6 separate regions of the Homo sapiens genome follow, and all the other regions are linked to region 5. The links are chromatin loops, found by intact Hi-C in ENCODE. Cell type or tissue: heart left ventricle. All regions are shown on one strand. Region 1 overlaps GNB1 (G protein subunit beta 1). Region 2 holds the start of SLC35E2B (solute carrier family 35 member E2B). Region 3 has its middle 4.7 kb from the start of NADK. Region 4 overlaps GNB1 (G protein subunit beta 1). Region 5 overlaps LOC124903822 (a long non-coding RNA gene). Region 6 overlaps NADK (NAD kinase).

Region 1 (4,000 bases), 47 kb after region 5:
GGGCATGAGCCACTGTGCGCAGCTGTGCTGGGTTTTGTTCTGAGACACAAAGATTGGGAAGTCAGTTCCCTTTTTTTTTTTTTTTTTTGTGAGACAGAGTCTCGCTCTGTCGCCCAGGCTGGAGTGCAAGTGGCAGCATCTCGGCTTACTGCAACCTCTGCCTCCCGGGTTCAAGGGATTCTCTTGTCTCAGCCTCCCAAGTAGCTGGGACTACAGGCTCGTGCCACCATGCCCAGCTAATTTTTGTATTTTTAGTAGACATGGAGTTTAGCCATGTTGGTCAGGCGGGTCTCGAACTCCTGACCTCAAGCGATCTGTCCGGCTCGGCCTCCCAAAGTGTCAGTTCCCATTTTTGATGAGCGTGTAGTGTGTTACAGCTTACTGCAAAGTGGAGGGGCAGAGCAGTAGGTGAGGCTTTTGGGGTGGATTTAGAGCTGAGCTGCAGTCTGGTCGGTTTGTGGGGACTCTTCCTCCCTCTTTTTTTTTGAGACAGAGTCTTGCTCTGTTGCCCACAGGCTGGTTTGTGGGGACTCTTCCTCCCTCTTTTTTTTTTTTTTTGTTGGAGATGGAGTCTTGCTCTGTTGCCCAGGCTGGAGTGCAGTGGCGTGATCTCGGCTCGCTGCAAGCTCCGCCTCCAAGGTTGACACCGTTCTCCTGCCTCAGCCTCCCAGGTAGCTGGGACTACAGGCGCCCACCACCACGACTGGCTAATTTTTTTTTGTTTGTTTGTTTTTATTTATTTATTTTTTGACTAATTTTTTCAACTTTTATTTTAGATTCAGGGTTGCATGTGCAGGTTTATTTCCTGGTTATATTGCATGATGCTCAAGTTTGGGTATGAGTAATCCCATCACCCAGGTACTAAGCATAGTACCCAACAGTCAGTTTTCCAACTCTTGCCACCCTCTATCATGCCCCTGTCTAATAGTCCCCATTGTCTATTTTTGCCATCTTTATGTCCACAAGTCCCTGATGTTTAGCTCCCACTTATAAATGAGAACATGTGGTATTCAGTTTTTTGTTGCTGTGTTAATTCACTTAGGATAATGGCTTCCAGCTGCATCCATGTTGCTGCAAAGGACATGCTTTCATTCCTTTTTATGGTTGCTATTTTTTACTTCTTCTTTGTTTACTTTTTTTTTATTATACTTTAAGTTCTAGGGTACATGTGCACAACGTGCAGGTTTGTTACATATGTATACATGTGCCATGTTGGTGTGCTGTACCTATTAACTGGTCATTTACATTTACATTAAGTATATCTCCTAATGCTTTCCGTCCCCTCTCCCCCCACCCCACAACAAAAACTGAAAATGGATCCCTTCCTTACACCTTTTTTGTATTTTTAGTAGAGAACAGGGGTTTACCGTGTTGGCAAGGATGGTCGATCTCGATCTCCTGACCTCCTGATTTGCCCGCCTCTCGGCCTCCCAAAGTGCTGGGATTACAGGCGTGAGCCACCGCGCCCGGCCTGCCTCCCTCTTCTTTCCCACCCCTCTCCCCCACCCCACTTCTCCTTCCTCTCCCCTTTTCTCTCCTTTAGTTTACCCTGCTCCCCCTTTCTTTACATTTTCTTTCCTCCCCCACTCCTGCCAATCAGTCTCCGTTGGCGTCTCATCCCTGAGGGCAGATTCATGGCACCTTTATGTCTCCAAATGCCTTTAGGCCACGATACATAGTTCACATTCCCTTTATTGAATTTTTTTGTTTGTTTGAAGAGACAGGATCTCCCTCTGTTGCCCAGGCTGCTCTCAAAGTGCTGGGATTACAGGCTCACATGAGCCACCACGCCCAGCCCTTTGTTGAATCTTTCCATCTAAACAGTTTAACTATTTATGTCCTAGGAAGTTAGGGTAGCCATTTGAAAACTAATCCCCGTCGGGGCGTGGTGGCTCACGCCTGTAAGCCCAGCACTTTCGGAGGCTCAGGCGGGTGGATCACTTGAGGTCAGGAATTCGAGACCAGCCTGGCCAACATTGTGAAACCCTGTCTCTACTAATAATATAAAAATTAGCCGGGCTTTGTGGTGCATGCCTCTAATCCTGGCTACTTGGGAGGCTGAGACAGGAGAATTGATTGAACCTGAGAGGTGGAGGTTGCAGTGAGCTGAGATCGCGCTATTGCATTCCAGCCTGGGCAACAAGTGAAACTCTGCCTCCAAAAAAAAAAAAAAGAAAATAAATACCCATAAATTGAAGGAAACTGTATTTTATTTTTAAATAGCCACAATTACTAATGGGTTGTACAGCTTCTCAAACTTCAGAATCAGATTGGACTCCGTCCCACCCCACCCCTTGTTTCCTGTTCCATGTTGATTTCATGCAGAGCTTGCTTTTTTATCACAGCAGCCACTGCAAACAGGGCTTTATTAGGATGTGACGTCATCGGGAAGGGTGTAGCTCCATCTGCTGTTGGAGCACGAACCCCCTCGAGCTGTGGCTCCCTTGGTGTCCAGCAGCTGATGTTCTGCTGTGCTTCCCTTGGCTTTAAAATGTCTTTCGGTGTCCTCTGAGATGGCTGCAGTGTCCCTGGCATCTTGTTTGTTTTGGGAGCTTAGGCTTTCATGGCCCACAGTCTGGGCTGGACTCATCACTGTGGTCTGGTGAGTGGGGGTAGTATGTTCCCATGAGAAGGGGACCCACCCTCTGGAAGTACCTGGACAAGGGTGGAAGGAGGGATCTGTCCCTTTTTAAGAATCAAAATTAAGTCTTCGGGGTGCTGCCTGTCACCAGAGGGGAGGCCATAGGATGCCCAGGAAGAACCCAGGGATGAGGGACCACAAAGGGGCCTCTCCAACATGCAGAATATGGCTTCTATGGTACAAGTGGAATTTGTCATTGAAAAAAAATAAAATAGTTAAAAACGGACTTTTAGAAGACAGTCTGTGTTTTTCTTGACAGATGCGACAGATGAACTGAAAACAAATGACTTGTCAGAATAACAAGTGACTGCCTTTATTGGATGTTCCATGATTCTGGCCATGGCCTTCTCTCCTGTTTTTGACATAGTAGGCAGATAAGGCAGTGGGGATATTCATGAATGCTTTTAAAGAAAAGAAAAAACACCAGTGACTGTGCAGTTGTGTTTTTATTTTGTGTGTTTTGGGGACTGTAATTGTTCTGGATTCTCCATTATGGATCCATGTGTGCTGCTTTGTGGCATGTCCTCAGCTAGTGCAGTGCCAGAGGGAAGAATTGCAGTAGCCCCTGTACCCGTGGCCTTGTCTTTTGAGGTATGGCACCATAAAATATCACGGTACAGTACGAGAGAGACCACATTCCCATAACTTTTATTACGGTATGTTGTTATGGTGGTTCTGCTTGATTATTAGTTATTATTGTTAATTTCTTACTGTGCCTAATTTATAAATAAAACTTTGTTACAGGATTAAGTTCCTATCATTTGTATAGGAAAAAATACAGCATAAAGGAAAAAATGTAGTCTATATAAAGTGTGGTACTATCCACAGTTTATCTGGCATCCCCTGGGGGTCTTGGAGCATGTCCTTCTCAGATATGGGGGTACTGCTATAAGTGCACATGTAGAGAAGTTTGTTCCCATGTTAAAGATATCGTCATTGCTTGGCCTACCCATGTTCCCTTCTCAGGTACTCCACCCATTGTCCCTTTGGCAAGGGCAGCTGCCCACAGGACTTGCTGTATCCTCCCCAGTTCCACAGTGTACCAGCCACCTGGCCTGCAGACAGTGAGGGAGTGAGTTGGTGCAGAGGAGACTCTGGAGACAGAGACATGGCTGACATTTGATGATTGCTGTGATTTAGAATCCTAGGCTGCGTTGAACCCTGTACAAGATGACAGTGATTGGTTAATAGAGAGATTCACAGAGGAGCAGAGAAAGCACACTGGAAGGAGAGAGAGAGGAGCCAGCCAGCCCCAAGAGCCATCCGAGACTGGGTTCTTGGTTCCTCTTTCCACTTTCTCGTTTCCAGTTTAGTTTCCTTGGGACCTCTCATATTCCTCCTCTCCCCACTTCCCAGTGA
Region 2 (4,000 bases), 210 kb after region 5:
CTGACCTCGTGATCCGCCCGCCTCGGCCACCCAAAGTGCTGGGATTACAGGCGCGAGCCAACGCACCCAGCCTTTTTTTTTTTTTTTTTTTTTTTTTTTTTTTTTTTGTGAGACAAGGGTCTCACTCTGTCGCCCAGGCTGGAGTGTGGTGCTGTGATTCTAGCTCACTGCAGCCTCAAGCTCCCAGGCTCAAGCCATCCTCCCACCTCAGCCTCCCGAGTGGTTGGAACCACAGACACCATCGCTGCGCTCTGACCGGCTCCCGGGGGCGCTCCGTGCCCCTCCTCCTGCCCCACTCCTCTGGGGACATCCCCACCAAAGACCCCACGGGAGGAAACAGTCCCAGCCTCTGGCCCAACCCGGCTGCGGGCGCCACGGGGAAGCCTGGGGAAGGAGGCTGCCATCAGCCTCCTGAAGCTTTACGAAGGTTCATGCAACGGAAACAAAAACAAGTGGAAGTTTAACAAAACGTAAAAGTAATATTTATTTATTTATTTATTTATGAGATGAAGTCTCCCACTGTCGCCCAGGTCGGAGAGCAGCGGCGCTATCTCGCCTCACTGCAACCTTCAACTCCAAGGTTCAAGCGATTCTCCTGCCTCAACCTCCCGAGTAGCGGGGACCACAGGCACGCGCCACGAGACCCGGGTAATTTTTTTTTGTATTTTTAGTAGAGATGGGGGGGGGTTCACTATGTTGGCCAGGCTGGTCTCGAACTCCTGACCTCAGGCGATCCGCCCGCCTCAGCCTCTCAAAATGCTGGGATTACAGACGTGAGCCACCTCGCCCGGCCAAAAGTAATCTTTTCTTTTTTCTTTTGACAGGGAGTCTCGCTCTGTCGCCAGGCTGGAGTGCAGTGGCGCCATCTCGGCTCACTGCAACCTCCGCCTCCCGGGTTCAGGTGATCCTCCTTCCTCAGCCTCCGGAGTAGCTGGGATTACAGGCGCCCGCCACCACGCCCGGCCAATTTTTGTATTTTTAGTAGAGACGACGTTTTACCACGTTGGCCATACCAGGCTGGTCTCAAGCTCCTGACCTCGTGATGCGCCGGCCTCGGCCTCCCAAAGTGTTGAGATTACAGGCGTGAGCCACCGGGCCCGGCCCAAAAGTAATCTCTAAAGAGCCCTTTAGCCGTAACTTCATTCCTGAAAATTATTTGGGAAAGTAACGCTAGGAAAACGCTCGACGAAGCTCCGGAGCCGGGGGTCCTCGGGGCCGCAGGCGCGCCCGCGGGTGTCTGCTCCGGATGTCCCGCGGCAGCCCCGACGCCAGCCTGGATACGAAGGCCCCGCCCCGGAGCGCGCCACCAGCCAATCAGCGCCCTGAGGCGAGTCCTCACCCCGCGCGGCGGCCCCGCCCCCCGCAGCTCCGGGCCCAGCTGTCAGAGCAGCTTTCCCTCAGGCTGGGCGGAGCGTGGCCACTTCCGCCAGGAGGCGCCTTTGTGTCTTCTAAGTTAAGCCTATTCAGTGGATTTCTTATTCCTGGAACCCAAACCTGGGCAGTAAACCCTCCGGGGCTTAGAGGCCGCTGCCTCCACAGACTGGCCGATCCCGCCCTGAAGTGCCGCTGGTGGAACAGCCCGGGCGGAACCGCCCGGGCGGAACCAACGGGCTGCCGCGGGGGGTGGGGCCACGGTCCCCCCCCTTCTGCCTTCAGTGGAACGGCCCCGGCGGAACCAACGGGCCACGGGGATGCACTACGCGCACCGTCGTCCTCTCCCTCTGCCTGCAGTGGAACGGCCCGGGCGGAACCAACGTGCGGCCGCCCGGAGCACTCGGCGCGCCGTGTCCCTCCCCGTGTGGCTGCACTGCAACGGCCCGGGCTGGACCACCAGGCGGCAGCGGAGAGGCACTTAAAAGCCCCGTGTTACCCTAGACCTTAAAAAAAAAAAAAAAACTGCGTGTTTCCACCCCCGTCGGCCTGCAGTGGAAGGGCCCGAGCAGAACCAACGGGGGAGGGGACGCTGAGCGCGCCGTGTTTCTCCTCCCGTCTGCCTGGAGTAGAACGGCCCGGGCGGAACCAACGGGCAGCCGCGGGGGCGTTGTGGGCCGCGGCGCGTTTCCCCGGCTCCGTGGCTCTGGGGCACTGAGGAGCGGCGCCCGCGGGGCAGCGAGGAGCCCGATGCAGGGTTCTGCGCGTCATTTCCGGTCCCGCGGGCGCCCCGTGAAGCCCACCTGGATCCGCCAGCGCTGTGCCACTCCCCAGTGCCGAGCTCCGAGCTGTCTCCGCGGCCTCGCGCCCGGCCCCTCCACCGCGCGCCTCTCAGGCCCCGCCCGCCAGCGTCCCTTTGTTGTGAAGGCGCCGGGGCCTAGCGCTATGCCTGCGGCGGAGACTGCATCAGGCTCTCGGTGGGTTCTGCGTGCGGGGTGCTCTGCTCGGTGATCGGTGCTGGGTGCTGCGTGCTCGGTGCTCGGTGCTGGGTGCTGGGTGCCGGTACTGATGCTGAGTGTGCGGGCGTCCGGGGTTTCCCTGCCCGGATTCGCTCCTGGGGGTCCTTTCCTATGGCTGGCGCTGTGCGCGGAAAACGCTGGTGGGGTTTTCCCAGCTGGCTTTAAGCGTTTTCACGTCCGGGAGTCCACGGCGACCCCCACGCCCTGAAGCCTGGGAACGCGGTGTGCGTGGCCGCAAAAAGAACAACAACAACAAAAAAACACAAAACAAAACACGCAAAAAACTAAAGCAAAACTCCCGACAGCCGAGCCCCGTTCGGTGCCTTTTCTTTTTTTTTTTCTTTAATGGAGTGAAATCTACTTTGCTCAGGAAGCCTGCAAATCACATTTTCAGGCCAAACGAGGCAGTATTTTAGAAGGGGTCGCTGAGGCAGGAGTAGGAAGGCTTTCCACTCCACTCACGCATTTTCAGTGTAGGCGAATCGTAAAACGGAGGGCAGAACGAAAATGAGCGGATCTGGGAGTGCAGGCTGCGCTTCGTCCACATCGATAACAGATGTTTCCTGGTGAAGATGTGTAGGGCGCAGCGGGTCACCTGGTCGGGGGAGGGCACAGGGCGTCCCTCCACGGGGTGCCTTTGGCGTTGGGCACTTGTGTGGTCTCCAGCTTCCGGGTTTTGGAAGCGGAGTGTCCCCTGCAGCCTGAGCCTCTTGCAGGTGGTTTCCTTGGGACGAACTCCCAGGGGGAGGTCTGAGTTCTGGGGCATGGTTTGAAGATTTGGGACACATTTTGCCTGAAATTCCCTGCTGGCCGTTTGAACCCACCTGGACTTCCTGACCAGGGGCACGGATTCTTAACCTCTGGTGCAGGGGCCTGGCTAGGAGAGGTCTGCACAGTTGGACGAGGTGCAAAGTGACGCTTTGTCAGTAACCCGGCGTTGAGATTCCTGTGGTGGGACGAGCAGCTCCTATGGCTTTATCCCATTTTAAATCCAAGTTTTCTTTTCCTTCTAGTCCTCGGGCTCCACCCGGGGAGCTGTGCCCAGACAGCAGAAGGGAAGGATGTCACTTCTGAGATGAGGTTCAGAAAGGTCTGGGCTCCTGTCCTGGCTGCTCTCTCCCACTCCCTGATGAGCTTGCTGGATGAAAGCTCCTGTCAGGCTGTGGGGCGTCCTGTGGAGAAGCTGGCAAGAAACTGGTGGGGGCCCTTTCCACCTATAGCCAGCAAGGAACTGAACCCAGCCAGCGTCCACCTGAGTGAGCTCAGAGGTGGGCCTCAGCCCCAGTTGAGCCTTCGGATGAGGTCACAGCCCTGGTCCATGGTGTGACTGCAGCTTCAGGAGGGACCTTAAGCCAGAGGTGCCTGGCTAAGCTTCCCGCAGATTGCTGCCCCACAGGAGCCAACATCAAAAGCATTTGTTGTTTTGAGGTGGTAAGTGTGGAATGACTGTTACAGGGCAGTAGAGAAGGAGCATGCACCCTTCCTGCTTCTTATTTGCCTTTTAGAAATTGTCCTCTGTGAATCGCTTGAACCTGGGAGGTTGAGGTTGCAGTGAGCTGATATCTCACCACTGCACTCCAGCCTGGGCGACAGGAGCGAAACTCCTTCTC
Region 3 (4,000 bases), 120 kb after region 5:
TGCCAGGCGGTGCCATGGCCGCCACCACGTCACAGAATCCATGAGTGGCGCATTGGCTCCTCGGAGGGGTTCCTGGGAAGCTCCACCTCACAGGCCAGCAGAGCAGGGAGGTCCACCTGCCATCGCCCAGACCCCTCCCCAGGCATAGGCCTTGCCCACAGCACCGTGGGAGTCTCCACAGGCGGCTGCCTTGCCTTTCTCCTCTGCCATTTCCCTCCCTTAGAATGTCTGAGGATGTTACTCCAGAGACTAGCTTTCCTTGGGACTGAACTGAGTGTTCCTCTTGGTCTGAATATAAAGAACTGCATCTAGTAAGAAAAAAATGAGCACTGGCCATGGTAGTGTGGAAAACCATGGCTGTGTGTGTCCCAAATAGCCGCTCCTAGGCTCCAGAACCATCCACTTCCCTGCTTTCCAAACTGGTGATTTTTTAAAATCTTAAATAGGCAATACAAAATTAGCTGGGCATGGTGGCACACGCCTGTAATCACAGCTACTCTGGAGGCTGAGGCAGGAGAATGGCATGAACCCGGGAAGGCGGAGTTTGCAGTGAGCCAAGATCGCACCACTGCACTCCAGCCTGGGTGAGAGAGCAAGACTGCCTCTCAAAAAAAAAAAAAAAGTAATTTTTTAATTCCCATGGCTCCAGCAGCTGGAACTTTTTTTTTTTTTCTCCCTTGATGTGGAGTCTCGCTCTGTGGCCCAGGCTGGAGTGCAGTGGCGCTATCTCAGCTCACTGCAACTTCTGCCTTCTGGGTTCAAGTGATTCTCCTGCCTCAGCCTCCCAAGTAGCTGGGATTACAGGCACGTACCACGACGCCCCGCTAATTTTTTTTTTTTTTTTTTTTTGAGACGGAGTTTCGCTCTTTTTTGCCCAGGCTGGAGTGCAATGGTGCGATCTCAGCTCACTGCAACCTCCACCTCCCAGGTTCAAGCGATTCTCCTGCCTCAGCCTCCTAAGTAGCTGGGATTACAGGCGCCTGCTACCATGCCCAGCTAATTTTTTGTATTTTTAGTAGAGACAGGGTTTCACCATGTTTGCCAGGATGGTCTCGATCTCCTGACCTTGTGATCCACCCACATCAGCCTCCCAAAGTGCTGGGGTTACAGGTGTGAGCCACCGCGCCTGGCCCAGATGCCCGGCTAATTTGTTGTTGTTTTTTGAGATGGAGTCTCGCTCTTGCCCAGGCTGGAGTGCAGTGGCGCGATCTCGGCTCACTGCAAGCTCTGCCTCCTGGGTTCACGCCATTCTCCTGGCTCAACCTTCCGAGTAGCTGGGTCTACAGGTGCCCACCACCACACCCGGCTAATTTTTGTATTTTTAGTAGAGACGGGGTTTCACCATCTTAGCCAGGATGGTCTCCATCTCCTGACCTTGTCATCCGCCCTCCTCAGCCTCCCAAAGTGCTGGGATTACAGGCCGAGCCACCGCACCCAGCCAAACTTTTTCCTAGTAAGTGAAGAAGGCTCTCAGCAGAAAGTACCTGTAGGCCCCCTCCTCCCCTGGGCACCAGAGAACCCAGCAGCCCCTCCTCTAGGCTGGCAGTCCCTGGCCGGAGAGGCTCCCATAGGGCACTTGGGATTCACGGAGCAGGGCCCAGCCGCCCTGCTCCAGGCAAGGTGCTGGGTGTGTTTCTGACGCCACCAAGGGTGCCCATCTGCCAGCACTGCAAGTGACACTATGGCGTTGTCTCCCTGGTGGGGTGACCTGGTGCTGTTTTAGGCTGCTGAAGTGGGTGTGATTGGCAGGCTGAACGGGGTGGGCTCGCCTGGCTTCGTCATCCCCCACTTTTCCCTGAAATAAATCAGTTCTTCATAGACATGCAAGTTCTTCACAAGCCCTAACCCTGCCAGCTGTCTTACAAAAACCCCACTTAAAATCACTAGAGAGTTGAACTTGTCTTGGAGGCGTCAAAAGAAAAAAAAAATTAAAAATTAAATGCAGAGAGTACCTGAGGCTCTTTCCTGGCTGGCAGTTCCTGGGAGGGAGGGGCTCCAGCAGCCGGGAGGCAGGGTGCCGGCCTGCAGTGGCCTATCTTGGTCCCTGCCCAGAGTAAATAAAGGCCGAGCATCTCAGCACGGCTGCCACACCCCCGACTCCACTTCCTCCCTTTGGGGATTCCTGTTGGCTTCTGTGTCCTAGCCTGGCACCCCGCAGACTGAGGGAGCTGGCATGTGGGACCTGGGACCCTCTGGTGCCCCTTCCCCTTGGCTTTGGCCTGGAAGAGCCAGAGCTGAGGGGGACCCCTCCCTGGGGCGGCCTGCCTGTCCCTTGGCGGGCATGGAGGCCACTGCCCCACTTTCTTAGCAAAACAGGAAATGAAAACGGGCGCCAACAACGTGCACTTGGACAGCGGCACTGACTAAGGCAGTGTGGAAAGAGGAGGATAATTCCACACTGGCTGAGTGAACTGCAATCATTTTCAAACTGTAGGCACAGAAATCTAGTTTGTAGATTGCATTAGCCTGGCCTATGCAGGAGCAGCGCCCTTTGTCGCCAGCAGCTCCGCGGTGTGGGGGCCCCTGGCGCGCTTCCTGTGTCCGGGTCACCTGGCTCCGCCCCGCTTGCGCGGGCGCACCTGTCGCAGGTGGACACAGGCAGTGGAGTGACCTGCAGCTCGCTCCGGCTGTGGGCTGTTCCTGCAGGGCCTCGGACCTCCTTTGACCAAGCGGCGCGGGGTCGCCCCTGTGCTCCATGTCCCAGGGATGGAGGTTCCCCACCTCAATTTTACTCTAGCACGTGGCACGCACGTCCACACTTGAGCAGGACAAGGTTTCCGTTCTGTCCCCTCCGTGTCACGCACCTAGCAGAGGCTGGCCCTCAGCAGGATGCGTGGGGAGGCGCGCTCTGCCCACGCGAAACGGGGACACTTCAGCGGCCTGGCGCGGCCCCCCGCTCCCCCCCGAGCCGGACCTGGGAGCCTGAGTGACTGGGGCCAATAGAAGGGCCGGCCGGGAACCGAGCGCTCCCGGGAAAGGCCGCCTCGGCCCCTCCCACTACTCTCTGGCCTCGCCCTGTCCCCTACCCCCACCCCCCAGCTCCCTTTCCTCGCTGGGTGACCTTGAGCAAGTTACTTGGCCTCTCTGTGCCTCTGGCCCCCGCGTGAAAAATGTGGACAATAAACGTACCAGGCTGTGGCCGGGCGCTGTGGCTCACGCCTGTAATCCCAGCACTTTGGGAGGCCGAGGTGGATGGATTACCTGAGATCAGGAGTTCAAGACCAGCCTGGCCAACATGATGAAACCCCGTCTCTGCTAAAAATACAAAAAATGAGCCGGGTTCAGTGGTGTGCGCCTGTAACTCCAGCTCTGGAGGCTGAGGCAGGAGAATGGCTTGAACCCGGGAGGCGGAGCTTGCAGTGAGCTGAGATCATGCCACTACACTCCAGCCTGAGCTACAGAGCGAGACTTCGTCTTATACTAGGCTGCTTGGTAAGGATCTTGTGAGGACACAGGGAGTCCCAGTCCTGCCAGGTGGTTACTGTTGATGATCCCCGCCCACTCTAGGCTCTCACCACTTCAGGGTCCTGGTCCTTGCTGCTGCCTCTGCCTGAGAGAGAAACACTTGTCCCTGGGTACCTTGGTCAAAACTGTACCCCAACCCCTGCCTGCCCCCACCAATTCTGCTTCTTGCCCGTCTGCCCCACTAGAAGGTGAACACCTGATGGACTTTGGTTTCCACTGTTGAATCCTCAGTATGCCCTGCACATGGCTGGCATCCTGGGAAAGAGGTTGCCCCTCGCCCCAAACCAGGCCAAACAGAAGACTGTCATGTGAGCAGATCCAGACACTGGCCCCTGCAGACGCCCCTATCCTGGCTTTCAGCCTGGGCAGGGCCTGTGCCGGGTGCTGGCTGGAGGCTGGATGAGATGACCAGATAGCCTGCCATACTGATGTCCTTCACTGGGAGCCTCAGTCCTTCCCAGTCATCCTTTCCCCAGGCTCCAGGCCACTTACCCTTGTGGGTTCTGGGCAGACTTCGTTCACCCAGTTTACTGGA
Region 4 (4,000 bases), 120 kb after region 5:
TTTACGTTTTTAAAGTAACAGTGCAGAGGCTCACTGTGGCCCTGGGTGGTTTGAAGGACAGATTGTCTGTCACATGACTAGCCACCCAAGAAGTTAAGGCTGATGTCCCCTTGTCATTCGCTCCTGCTCCAGTGCCCTGTGGGACATCGAGACCGGCCAGCAGACGACCACGTTTACCGGACACACTGGAGATGTCATGAGCCTTTCTCTTGCTCCTGACACCAGACTGTTCGTCTCTGGTGCTTGTGATGCTTCAGCCAAACTCTGGGATGTGCGAGAAGGCATGTGCCGGCAGACCTTCACTGGCCACGAGTCTGACATCAATGCCATTTGCGTGAGTCTGGGTGGAGGTGTGGGGTCGGGTCCTCTGCCGTCTCTGCTAGCCGTTCAGATTGCTAAATTTTAAACTTTTCTGGATTAGATGTTCTCCTTTCTGATCCTTATACAACCTCATGTACAGATGGGGATACAGAAAACTCCCGATGGGAAACTTCTCTGTGTTGACCACTTGTCTCACAGATACTCACAGGGTGTTGTATGCCAGTCCCCGTTCCCACCTCTACAGCTGAGCAGTGGTTGGGATCCTGGAGGGGAAAGACAGTAAGATAACTCAGGCCACCAGTGGTTACAGAGCCTTACTGGTCAGGGGCACAGCTAACCAGGGAACCTGCCCTCCTCTTTAGCACGCGGATGGCTAGGCAGTGTTTCCAGCCCCTGGCCTTGTGAGGAGACTTAGAAGGATGTATCTGTTGGTTGGACAGAGCTCTGCTGCAGTCCTGACCACAGCCTTGGTCAGCCCGCTTCCCTCCTTCCTCCATGAGATTAGCCCTGATGGCTGGCAGCTACAGCAACATGCACACCTGTCAGTGATGACTACTTTCTCACTATCCTTTGGAATAAATTCTACTCTTTGGGGACAGTAATCACAGTGTCCAAGATCACAGTGTTTGTGTGCCTCCCCAGTGCAAATCCCCTCCCATCCCAGTCCCCTGTAGTTCCTCCCCCATCCCCCCACCCTTTTTTTTTTTTTTTTGAGACGGAGTTTTGCTCTTGTTGCCCAGGCTGGGGTGCAATGGTGCAATCTTGGCTCACCGCAGCCTCCGCCGCCTCCCGGTTTCAAGCAGTTCTCCTGCTTCAGCCTCTTGAGTAGCTGGGATTACAGGCGCACGCCGCCACGCCCAGCTAATTTTGTATTTTTAGTATAGATGGGGTTTCTCTATGTTGGTCAGGCTGGTCTCAAACTCCCCATCTCAGGTGATCCACCCGCGTCAGCCTCCCAAAGTGCTGGGATTACAGGCATGAGCCACCGCACCCGGCCCAGCCCTCTGTTCTTACCAGAGCACAGTCTTGCTGGTCTTTGCCTGCTGTGTTCTCTGCAGCCCTACCATTGAGCAATCCATATTCCCAATGTTTCTTTCTGAGCGTTTACATGATGTCTTGATTTGCTTTCTCTTTCCAGTTCTTTCCAAATGGCAATGCATTTGCCACTGGCTCAGACGACGCCACCTGCAGGCTGTTTGACCTTCGTGCTGACCAGGAGCTCATGACTTACTCCCATGACAACATCATCTGCGGGATCACCTCTGTCTCCTTCTCCAAGAGCGGGCGCCTCCTCCTTGCTGGGTACGACGACTTCAACTGCAACGTCTGGGATGCACTCAAAGCCGACCGGGCAGGTACGTGGCCATGGGGCCTTTCTGTGTCTTGTGGACATTTACGTGGTATCTTTAGAGCAAACACAGAGTGGTTGCATAAGCTGCAGTGTTTTAGTATCGGTGGGACTGTGGCATGGCGTAGCAGGAGTGACAGTCGCAAACTGATGGCCCAGCTCTGACCCTCCAGGCAAGTGGACTCCGAGGAGTACCAGCAGATCTTCCCACATGCGTCGGGGAGGGCTCTGGGGAGAGTCAGTGGGCAGGAGAGGGTCAGCTGTGCAGGCTCCAGGGCCCAGCCCCGTGCTTTCCCCTCTGAACTCTGCTTCAGGGGGAGGAGTTCCATGCAGGGACACCTCTGGGTGCCGTTACAGTTAACATATCAAAGGCAAGCGTGTTATTGCCAGGTGTACAAAAGATGAGACTTCCTTACTAAAAATGGTCATTTGGGCATTTGAATTTGAGAACTGTTGACACTTACAGACTTAGATTCATTTGTCTCAGTACCTGGGAGGACAGAAGGGAGCATGGCTCCAGGTCTTGGCCCTTACCGGGGCTTCCTGCTTCCGGATGGGTGCCACTCCCACCTCCTGGTTAAACACATTTCTTTTTCTCCCCAGCCTGGGGGGACCAGAGTGGAGCCATTTCCAGCCAAGTCTCACAGTCACAGTGCTGTTGAAGGGCGGTGGAAGCCAGCCCAGGCCTTGGCAGAGCACACGCCGGCCCCTGTACTCAGCTGTGTGGTGGCTGCAGGAGGTGGAGGAGGGTGGCTGAAATGGGCCTTCGGATCCCCCTGGGAGGAAGTGGAGCTTCTGGCTGGTGATGATCCAAGCCAAGGTTATTGGGAGTGTTGACAGAAGGCCCCCTCATCACATGACAGTGACAGTGCAGTGCCAGTGGTCTCAGCCACCATCGCTACTCCTGTGTTCTGTGCCTTGTGCTGGGCTCTAGGGATCACAGACAAAGGAAAAACGGCTCATGCCTCTAAGCTCCTGTGTTACAGATTGCTTTGAGATTGGGGCGGTTTTGATTTTTTTTTTTTTTTTTTGAGATGGAGTCTCGCTCTGTCGCCCAGGCTGGAGAGCACTGGCACGATCTTGGCTCACTGCAAGCTCCACCTCCTGGGTTCCAATGATTCTCCTACCCTAGCCTCCTGAGTAGCTGGGACTACGGCCCGCACCACCACGCCCTGCTGGTTTTTGTATTTTTAGTAGAAATGGGGTTTCACCATATTGGCCAGGCTGGTCTCAAAGTCCTGACCTCATGATCTGCCTGCCTCGGCCTTCCAACGTGCTGGGATTACAGGCCTAAGCCACTGCGTCTGATGATAGTTTTGATTTTTTTGATAGTGGCCTTTGCTTCTTTTTTTAAGTTTTATAAGTGAGTGCTGAGAAGTCAATGCCAGGGGCTCTGGATTTATCGATTGCGTGTGTGTGCGTGTCTTTGAATTTTAACAAGGCTGGCCATATGCTGCAGGTTAATTCCCCACGTGGATGCAACTTTCCCTCCCTTCCTGGCCGTGGGAGACTCTGGGTCTTGTCCCATGAGAGATGCACCATCCGTCCTCGTCACAACATGGCACACAGGTGAGATCGATGCCTCTGGGCTTTGGTGTGATTCTGCTGTTGTTTGCTCCCAGGTGTCTTGGCTGGGCATGACAACCGCGTCAGCTGCCTGGGCGTGACTGACGATGGCATGGCTGTGGCGACAGGGTCCTGGGATAGCTTCCTCAAGATCTGGAACTAACGCCAGTAGGTAATGCAGCAGCCCAAATGCCCTTCTCTGAGGAGAACTGTGCGTGTTTCTCATAGAACATTTGAAGTTGTCATTAACGGTTTCTAGATAAATGTTGATGTAGCATTGATTTGGAATTGTGTTGTGGGAAACGTTTACAGAAAGCTGAAGTCACGTGCCCTCAGCTGCAGACACTCATGCAGTGATGGGAAGAGCAGTGACCTGGCTGTGCGTCTGCACTTAGATTCTCTGCCTCTTTTCACATTTCTTTAAACTCTGTTTAAAACAGCATGTGGATGCCATGGAGACTGGAAGACCATTCCAACTTGGACGCGTTACCATGAGAGCATATCCTATCCAACCGTACTAACGTGGACACCCTACACCTCCCCTCAGAACTTCAAAAGGGCAAGATCTTTTTTCCTTCACTTATTGCTGAAACCAAGAGCACAATTCCCATTGAGAGAAAGATCTCTGTGCTGTAAACTAAAACAAATTGTGCATTCCTTCCGGGGCCATCGTCTTTGTTTTCTTTTTTGTCTTGAATGAATTTTAAAAGGAAATATATAATAAAAATGTTAACCAGAAGGTAAACTTGAGTGTAATTGTCAGAC
Region 5 (4,000 bases):
TTGGGAGGCAGAGGCAGGCGGATCACTTGAGGTCAGGAGTTTAAGACCAGCCTGGCCAACATGGCGAACTCCCCACCCACAACTCTACAAAAAAATACAAAAATTAGCCGGGCGTGGTGGCACATGCCTGTAATCCCAGTAACTTGGGAAACTGAGGAAGGAGAATTGCTTGTGATTGAGAGGCGAGGTTGCAGTGAGCCCATGTCGCGCTCGCCACTGCACTCTAGCCTGAGCAACATAGGGAGACCATCTCAAAAAAAAGGCCGGGCGCGGTGGCTCACGCCTGTAATCCCAGCACTTTGGGAGGCCAAGGTGGGCGGATCATGAGGTCAGGACATCGAGACCATCCTGTGAATGGTGAAACCCCGTCTCTACTAAAAATACAAAAAAATTAGCCGGGCATAGTGGCGGGTGCCTGCAGTCCCAGCTACTCGGGAGGCTGAGGCGGGAGAATGGCGTGAACCCGGGAGGCGGAGCTTGGAGTGAGCCGAGATCGCGCCACTGCACTCCAGCCTGGGCGACAGGGCAAGACTCCGTCTCAAAAAACAAAAAAAAGTCTGGTGGACAGGCTGGGCCTACCCCCAGGGGACCCCAGGGCAAGCCTGGGCAGAGCTCCAGGAGGCGTGCAGCAGCGCCCAGCCAGTCTCAGATGTGCGTCAGCCACAGGCTCCAGGGGCCACGTGCCTGGCCACACCTGCTGGTTTCCAAAACACCCAGCACCTGCAGGCCCAGCCTCCCCAGGAGGGGCAGCACCCCTGCTTGAGGACTCCTGGTTCCACCCAAATCCCTGCTGCTTGGGGTCCTCTTCCACCCCTGGGCAGCCCCCATGCCCTCAGGCCTCCCAGACCACCACCTTGGCCTGTGCCCCCTCCAGGACCTCACTGGTCCCCATGCCGTACCCCACCCCTTATTGCCTCCTCCAAGCAAACCTTGCATCAGCTCCCAGGAGACACACGCTGGAGCATGCTGGAGCCTCAGGACAGCATTCTAGACAAACAGCCTCAGGCCCCAGGGGCAGTCCCAGGAGAAGGCCGTGGCTTTGGGGTGAGTCCTGCCTAGGAGTCAAGGGGCTGAGACCCTGGGGGTTCTGCATGGAGCCCTGGGCCTGGATGGCCCTGCTGAAGGGCCACAGCTGCCCCCTCCTGCCCCAGGGCATGTGCTGTGGTGCCTGCCTCCACTTCAGAAGATGTCGGGGCTGCACTTGGGTCCCAGTCATGAGTCCCAGGGACTCCACTGCCCTGATGGGCTGGGCTGACATTGTACATTCTGGACTCCCTGAGGCCAAGGCCTGTTATCTCCAAGCCTTGAAGATGGGAACTAGTGGAGCCCAGGCCTGGGGGCAACACCCAGTCTGAGAGGGGCAGGCCTGCCTCTCACGCCTACCCCCAGAGAGCTTCAGCCACTCCCAAGGGCTGGCCAAGCTGGCCTGGGTGGACACTGCCCATCTTCCCCACGCCCAGGCCAGCACTCCCAGGAGTCCCTCCTGCAGGGATATTGGCAGCTCCAGGACAGTCCTCAGCTACACATGTCCCCACCATGTGCCCTGCCAGCCTGTGGCTCTGCAGGCCCCTGAGACACCCTCCCCATGCCTGCTTCTCCACCCAAACATTTAGAAGCATCTCATGCTAAAAAGGTCCAAAAAGCAGCCCATGCTCTCCCACCTCCGCTGTAACGGCTCTGCTGCCCCGTTGCTTACAACACCCAGGTGTCAGCCTCGACTCCCCCACTGCCCTCGACCCTGTGCCACCAGCAAATCTGTCACTCAGGAATACTCAGCCCTGCCCAACCTTCACAGCCCATCTGCACTCCTCTCTGGTCACCCTGGCCCTACGGGACGTTCTCCTCTCAGCCGCCAGAGGGGGTCATGTCCCTGCTCAGAGCCCCGCTGCTTCCCATCACGCTGTCGCCTGCCCTTGGTGAGCTGACCCCACTGGTCAGCGTGTTAGGCTGGAAGGACTAAGACACCACACTGTGGCCTGTGCTCAGAATTTATCTTTTTTCAGAAAACAGGTGATGAATGCTAATGGCCTTTTTGGCAAGAATGGAAAAGCTGATCCTCAAATTCATGTGGAATTGCAAGGGCCCTGAATAATCAGAACAATCTTGAAAACAAAGAACAAGGCCAGGCACGGTGGATCACTCTTGTCATCCCACCACAGTGAGAGGTTGAAGTGGGAGGATCTCTTGAGCCCAGGAGTTCGAGACCAGCCTGGGCACCATAGGGATACCCTCTGTCTACAAACAAAACATTAAAAAAAAATTAGCTGGGCATGGCCGGGCGCAGTGGCTCATGCCTGTAATCCCAGCACTTTGGGAGGCCGAGGCGGGCAGATCACGACGTCAGGAGATCGAGACCATCCTGGCTAACACTGTGAAACCCTGTCTCTACTAAAAAATACAAAAAAAATTAGGCAGGCATGGTGGCAGACGCCTGTAGTCCCAGCTACTCGGGAGGCTGAGGCAGGAGAATAGCGTGAACCTGGGAGGCGGAGTTTGCAGTGAGCCGAGATCGTGCCATTGCACTCCAGCCTGGGTAACAGAGTGAGACTCTGTCTCAAAAAAAAAAAAAAAAATAGCCAGGCGTGGTGGCGGGCGCCTGTAGTCCCAGCTACTGGGGAGGCTGAGGCAGGAGGATGGCGTGAACCTGGGAGTTGGAGCATGCAGTGAGCTGAGATCATGCCACTGCACTCCAGCCTGGGTGACAGAGCGAGACTCTGTCTCAAAAAAAAAAAAAAAATTAGCCGGGCATGGTGGCACCTGCCTGTGATCCCAGCTACTTGGGAGTTTACTTGGGCCTGGGAGGTAGAAGCTGCACTGAGCCGTGATGGTGCCATTGCACCCCAGCCTGAGTGACAGAGTGAGACCCTGTCTCAAAAAATAAAAATAAAGGCCGGATGCAGTGGCTTCTGCCTATAATAGCAGCGCTTTGGGAGGCTGAGACGGGTAGATCACCTGAGGTCAGGAGTTTGAGACCAGCTTGGCCAACATGGCGAAACCCCATCTCTACTAAAAATAAAAATTATGCGCATGTGGTGGTGCACACCTGTAATCCCAACTATTCGGGAGGCTGGGACAGGAGAATTGCTTGAACCTGGGAGGCGGAGGTTGCAGTGAGCTAGTATCATGTCACTGCACTCCAACCTGGGCAACAAAGCAAGACTCTGTCTCAAAAAAATCAAAAAAAGTTACCATATTACCCAGCAACTCTGGTCCTAGGTATATGTCCCAAAGAATTTAAAACAGATGTTCAAACAAAAGAATGTGTGTGGCCAAGCACAGTGGCTCACGCCTGCAATCCCAGCATTTTGGGACGCTGAGGGGGGGCAGATCACCTGAGGTCAGGAGTTCAAGACCAGCCTGGCCAACATGGTGAAACCCCATCTCTACTAAAAGTGCAAAAATTAGCCAGGCATGGTGGGCACGCCTGTATTCCCAACTACTCAGGAGGCTGAGGCAGGAGAATCGCTTGAACCCGGAAGGCGGAGGTTGCAGTGAGCCAATATCACACCACTGCACTCCAGCCTGGGCGATGGAGTGAGACTCTGTCTTGGGAAAAAAAGGAATGTGTATAACAGCATTGTTTATAATAGCTAAAGGACCACCCTGGGCAATAGGATGGGACCCCATCTCTACAAAAAAAATTTGTTTTAATTAGCCAGGCATGGTGGCAGGCACCTCTATTCCCAGCTACTTGGGAGGCCAAGGCAGGAGGATCACTTGAGCCAAGGAGGTTGAGGCTGCAGCAAGCCATGATTGCATCACTGCACTCCAACCCCACCACAGAGCGAGACCCTGTCTCTAATTATTTATTTATTTTATATTATTTATTTATTTATTTATTTATTTTGAGACCGGGTTTCATTCTTGTTGCCCAGGCTGGAGTGTAATGGCGCGGTCTCAGCTCACTGCAACTTCTGCCTCCTAGGTTCAAGTGATTCTGTTGTGTCAGCCTCCTAAGTAGCTGGGATTATAGGTGTGTGCCACCATGCGTGGCTAATTT
Region 6 (4,000 bases), 150 kb after region 5:
CCGGTGCCATGGAGGCTGGGGGCGCACAGCAGGGACGGAGGCCCCAGCCCTGGGCTGTCACCGAAGTTCAGGTCCCAGGAGCCACGGGGGAGTCATCCGAGGAGCTGCTCTGCAAAGTGTGGGCCCCGCGGCAGCGTGCGTCCCAGGCAGGACGGGGGTTGGCCTTGCTGCTCCAGACGCTGACGGAGCCCCTTAGGATGGAAGTGACTCGCACTTGTGCTTTTGAGGCCCAGCCCTTTCAGTGCCACTGGTTCCCGGAGTGTCTGTGACCTGTCACTGCTGCCAAATGCCTGAGGCGGGGGGCCCGACCCCTGTTTGCTTTCCCTCATCCAGTCCATCTGCAGATTCTGTCACTTTGATCCCAAAATATCCAAGCAGCTCCCCTGCACTATTGCCCGGCTGCCCTCCGCTGTGTGGACTCCTGACCACTCGCCGCGGCCTCACCATCCCTTCCCTGCACAGCAGCCACGTGGGTGACCCAGAGTGCTCCACTGCCCTCCCGGCCCCGCCGTGGCTCTGTCCCGCCATCCTGTGCTTGCTGTGTCCCTGGCACCCCACCGGGCCTCTCCCCCGCTGCCTGGTGCCCTCCCTGCACTTCCTGGTCCTGGCAGAGCCACTCCTTTGTCACTCGCATCTCAGCTGCTGCCTTCACCAGCCGTCAGTCACTCGGGCCAGGGCGGGGTCACCGGACAGGTGCATGTTCTGCCTCAGCCCTCAGACCAGGGCGTACTCAGTGGTCCCCGAGCTGCCCGAGGCCAGACAGCCCCGCAGGAGGAAGCGGTGGGTTTGTGGGGCAGCCTTGAGGGGCATGCAGCTTTCTCGGCACCCCCATGGGAGCACGCCCCCTCTGGGCTCTGTGTCTCTGGGATCATAACCTCCCGCTTCCCATCCCCGCTGTGGAGGGGCAGGGCTTCCCATGCATCTGAACTTCCGTCTTCCCTGATAGTCCAGAGCAAGACCCTGTGGGGGCGCCTGGTGAGGAGGGCACCCGCTTCCTGTTTTGTTGTCCAGGGAATTGGTGGGCCTGTGTTGTGGAGGTGCGTGAGTGCCCGTGTGTCACAGTGTGCGTGGCCACCCATGTGTGAGACAGTCTCAGTAGGAGCTGGCCAGGCGGGCCAGGCTGTGGCCATGCTGGCTTCACGCCACCCCCTGCCCTCTCCGTGCAGTACCCACAGCCGTGTGTGCCTGCAAGCTTCACGCCACCCCCTGCCCTCTCCGTGCAGTACCCACAGCCGTGCGTGCCTGCAAGGGCTGGTGTCCTGCTTTGCAGGTGACCCAGGAAGAGGTCGAGGCGCTGGTTTGTGGTCACACACAGCGGTGGGTGCCTGGGCCGGTGTACGACGCCGCTGCTGGTGGCTCTGGCTGGGCTCAGCTGAGCCTCAGGGCTGGAATGGGTGTAGGCCAGGCCACTGGGTCAGTGGTGACTGTTGGCGGGGAGAGCAGGGGGAGCCGTGTGCAGGGCGGGGGCTTTGCTGGCTGACCAGGCCGGAGGACCGTGAGCCACCTGCACGCCCTTGGGCCGGAGCCAAGCAGAGTGACGCAGCGGGCTAGGAGGCAGGGAACGCCCTTCCACCTGACTGTGGCCTGAGGGTGCCTTCCCTGGGGCCCAGCCGGTTCCGCGGGCCAGAGCGGTGGCTGGCGCAGTGCTGGGGCGAGGCTGGAGGCTGGGTACTTGGCCAGGTCTGAGGCCACGGGAACAGAGGGCTTGGTCCCACCCGGCTCAGTTAGGAGCAGGGAGCTGAAGTGTGGCCTCTTTGCTGCTGAACTGAGGACTTTTTTTCAGAAGGGATTAGGCAGGAGGACCATGTGACCAATGAGGAAACTGTTTTGTTTTGTTTGATTTTTATAAGTGTAGGAAGCTCTTTTGACTTAGTTGCTTTTACAACAACTTTACCAAGTCTCATCACAATTGTGTTTTGCTTTGAGTTTTGAGTATGAAGAGCTTAGGCTTCTAGTGTGGGCGCACAGTCAGGACCATACCGATGGGGCGGCCGCGTGTTCGCCAAGCGTGGCCTGGATGCTGTGGACACACTGGCCGGCTCCCAGCAGGCAGGGGCTACCTCGCGAGCCACATGTGTGACCCGGCAGGTGCTGAGCTCATAGGGGATGGCATGAGTGACCCCACGCCTCCCAGTAATGCCTGCACAGGGTGAGTGCTGACCAGCTTCCGAAGGTCACAAGCGATGGGCTAAGGTCTGTGGCCCTGTGGCTGCCATCGGCGTCTGTGTTGTGGTTCTGGGGGTGTTAGTGGGACGGTCACACTCCTGGGGAAGTCACTGCTGGGAAGAGGCATGGCAGGCAGCAGCTTTCTCGATTGGGCAACTTGGAACTAGCTGGCTGGCGCGGTGGTATAAGAACTTGTCCTTTGGGGCTGAGGATAGGCGGTGAGCGCTGACGACGGTGGCCAGCCCCGCTGCGCCCTCCCTTGGCTTCTGGGAACAGGAGCAGGCTCCGTGGTGTGTGTTCCCGGTTCTGGGCTGGGATGTTTTCTGTGACTAACGTGGTAATGGGAATCCCACCGGGGTGGGCCCTGCCTGTGGAGAAACACCGGGCACAGTGGTCGGGGTCAGAGCCAGCAAAGCGCGGGTGGCTGTGTCAGGGCTGCCACGGACTTTTAAACCTGTGATTTTTACTGTGAGAGTGAGTGAGGTTAAAGTCCGTTCATGCAGGGAGGTAGTGAGCTGTGTGCAGGGGGGGAAGCGGGTCCTTGAGGGGTCCTGGGCTCCCGTGGGGCCAGAAACTGTGTGCAGAGGATCCTAGGGACAGAGTCACCATGTCAACTGGTTTGGGTTTTCGTGGGGGCCTGAGGAGGGCATCAAGCAAAGAGTGGCCCAGCCATGGGCTTTCGTGGTCATTTCTGCCCCACCAGCGTCACTGAGGAGCCAGGCAGGCAAGTGGCCGGGGGCTGGGAAGGGCTGTGGTGCGTGCACTTGGGTCAGCGTGGTGCCCGGGTGGGGGTTGTGGGCCTGAGCCTGCGTGTGATGGGCCAAGCAGGTGAGAGGTGGTCACTCCGGACCCTACTGACCCCTGACCCTGTCTCTGTGGCGCGACCCTAGGCCCTGTGAGCCCGTGGCCACCGAGCACGTTTCCCTGGGAGGTGAAAACACCTTTTTAAAGATTTTTTTTTTTATTTTCTAAGTCATACACCTTTTCCGCAAGAGGGAGATCGCAGCTGGTGTGAACTCTTTTCTCCTCCCCTAAAGGCACATTCAGGACCCCGCGAGCCAGCGGCTGACGTGGAACAAGTCCCCAAAGAGCGTCCTTGTCATCAAGAAGATGAGAGATGCCAGCCTACTGCAGCCGTTCAAGGAGCTCTGCACGCACCTCATGGAGGCACGCGGGGCAGGGGGGAAGGGGGCCTGGGGTGCACATGGAGTTGGGGGGGCCTCCATCCACATCACCGCCCCGTGAGACCATGGGAACCACCTCAAGTGCTGGGCAACGGCTGCTTGTCTGGAACTGGGGACTGAGTGGGGATCTGCCGGGTGTCTGGGTTTGTGTGTGCCGCCATGGCAAGCACCAGACTGGGTGACCAACAATGAGCTGGTGGGCTCGTGGCCCTGGAGGCCGGGAAGTCCGAGATCAAGGGGCCACATCTGACGTGGGCCTTCCTGCTGTGTCTTCTCTTCAGAAGAGCAGGCGTGGGGGTTGCGGCGCCCAGGAAAGCCACTCCTGAAATAACAGCCTTAGTCAATTCCTGAGAGGGAGCCCCCTCCGCCCAGTCATCTCTTAAAGGTCCTGCTTCCTCCTGGCGCGTTGGTGATGAAGTTTCAGCGTGAGCGTGGGGGGGCGGGCATGCAGGCCACGATGCCAGGTCTCTGACCACAGCGCCCGTGAGTCGGGAACCTCCCTGCAGGAGGGTGGGGTCTGCAGGTGGAATGAGCAGGTTGGCACTTTGCTTCCAGGAGAACATGATCGTGTATGTGGAAAAGAAAGTGCTAGAAGACCCTGCCATCGCCAGCGATGAAAGCTTTGGGGCAGTGAAGAAGAAATTCTGTAC

The links. Hi-C counts contacts between places; a loop is a spot of excess contacts. Peaks named below come from ENCODE experiments on the same cell type or tissue, not always from the same donor. Only the 100,000 strongest peaks of a DNase experiment are listed, where the experiment ranks them.
Region 1: it touches region 5 in a loop (2.8-fold over the local background); 42 of 110 quality-filtered maps call a loop at or near these places.
Region 2: a loop joins it to region 5, with 6 times the contacts of the local background. A loop is called at or near these places in 6 of 110 quality-filtered maps.
Region 3: a loop joins it to region 5, with 4 times the contacts of the local background. A loop is called at or near these places in 83 of 110 quality-filtered maps.
Region 4: it touches region 5 in a loop (2.8-fold over the local background); 48 of 110 quality-filtered maps call a loop at or near these places.
Region 6: a loop joins it to region 5, with 5 times the contacts of the local background. A loop is called at or near these places in 31 of 110 quality-filtered maps.

What each region holds. Positions count from the first base shown.
Region 1 is chr1:1,857,199-1,861,198 of GRCh38, reverse strand. All of the region lies in intron 1 of GNB1 (G protein subunit beta 1), which reads left to right. Among named protein-coding and RNA genes, the nearest start is that of GNB1, 32 kb to the left of the region's middle. In heart left ventricle, a CTCF peak has its summit at 2,407 (motif pointing left); a DNase peak (open chromatin) is centred at 2,398; H3K4me3 peaks cover 1,931 bases; H3K27ac peaks cover 3,012 bases.
Region 2 is chr1:1,690,797-1,694,796 of GRCh38, reverse strand. SLC35E2B (solute carrier family 35 member E2B) reads left to right here and starts at 2,002. Exons shown (of 10, transcript NM_001290264.2): 1 at 2,002-2,348; 2 at 3,404-3,821. RefSeq lists silencers at 1,529-1,608, 2,179-2,338 and an enhancer at 2,173-2,467. In heart left ventricle, no CTCF peak of the experiment used is centred here; DNase peaks (open chromatin) are centred at 1,636, 1,996 and 2,276; H3K4me3 peaks cover 1,381 bases; H3K27ac peaks cover 969 bases.
Region 3 is chr1:1,781,188-1,785,187 of GRCh38, reverse strand. No RefSeq gene overlaps it. Among named protein-coding and RNA genes, the nearest start is that of NADK, 4.7 kb to the right of the region's middle. RefSeq lists an enhancer at 2,034-2,203 and a silencer at 2,124-2,418. In heart left ventricle, no CTCF peak of the experiment used is centred here; DNase peaks (open chromatin) are centred at 2,117, 2,237 and 2,537; H3K4me3 peaks cover 1,274 bases; H3K27ac peaks cover 1,131 bases.
Region 4 is chr1:1,786,729-1,790,728 of GRCh38, reverse strand. It overlaps GNB1 (G protein subunit beta 1), which reads left to right. Exons shown (of 12, transcript NM_002074.5): 9 at 133-334; 10 at 1,460-1,676; 11 at 3,292-3,407; 12 at 3,676-4,000. The coding sequence ends at 3,398. Among named protein-coding and RNA genes, the nearest start is that of NADK, 10 kb to the right of the region's middle. RefSeq lists a silencer at 512-695. In heart left ventricle, a CTCF peak has its summit at 1,508 (motif pointing left); no DNase peak of the experiment used is centred here.
Region 5 is chr1:1,904,271-1,908,270 of GRCh38, reverse strand. LOC124903822 (a long non-coding RNA gene) reads left to right here. Exons shown (of 2, transcript XR_007065353.1): 1 at 1-1,044; 2 at 2,004-2,269. Among named protein-coding and RNA genes, the nearest start is that of CALML6, 9.0 kb to the left of the region's middle. RefSeq lists an enhancer at 526-675. In heart left ventricle, a CTCF peak has its summit at 1,851 (motif pointing right); DNase peaks (open chromatin) are centred at 810, 970, 1,350 and 1,870; H3K4me3 peaks cover 195 bases; H3K27ac peaks cover 349 bases.
Region 6 is chr1:1,756,514-1,760,513 of GRCh38, reverse strand. NADK (NAD kinase) reads left to right here. Exons shown (of 12, transcript NM_023018.5): 4 at 3,204-3,333; 5 at 3,906-4,000. Among named protein-coding and RNA genes, the nearest start is that of NADK, 20 kb to the left of the region's middle. RefSeq lists an enhancer at 1-520. In heart left ventricle, no CTCF peak of the experiment used is centred here; a DNase peak (open chromatin) is centred at 1,544; H3K27ac peaks cover 985 bases.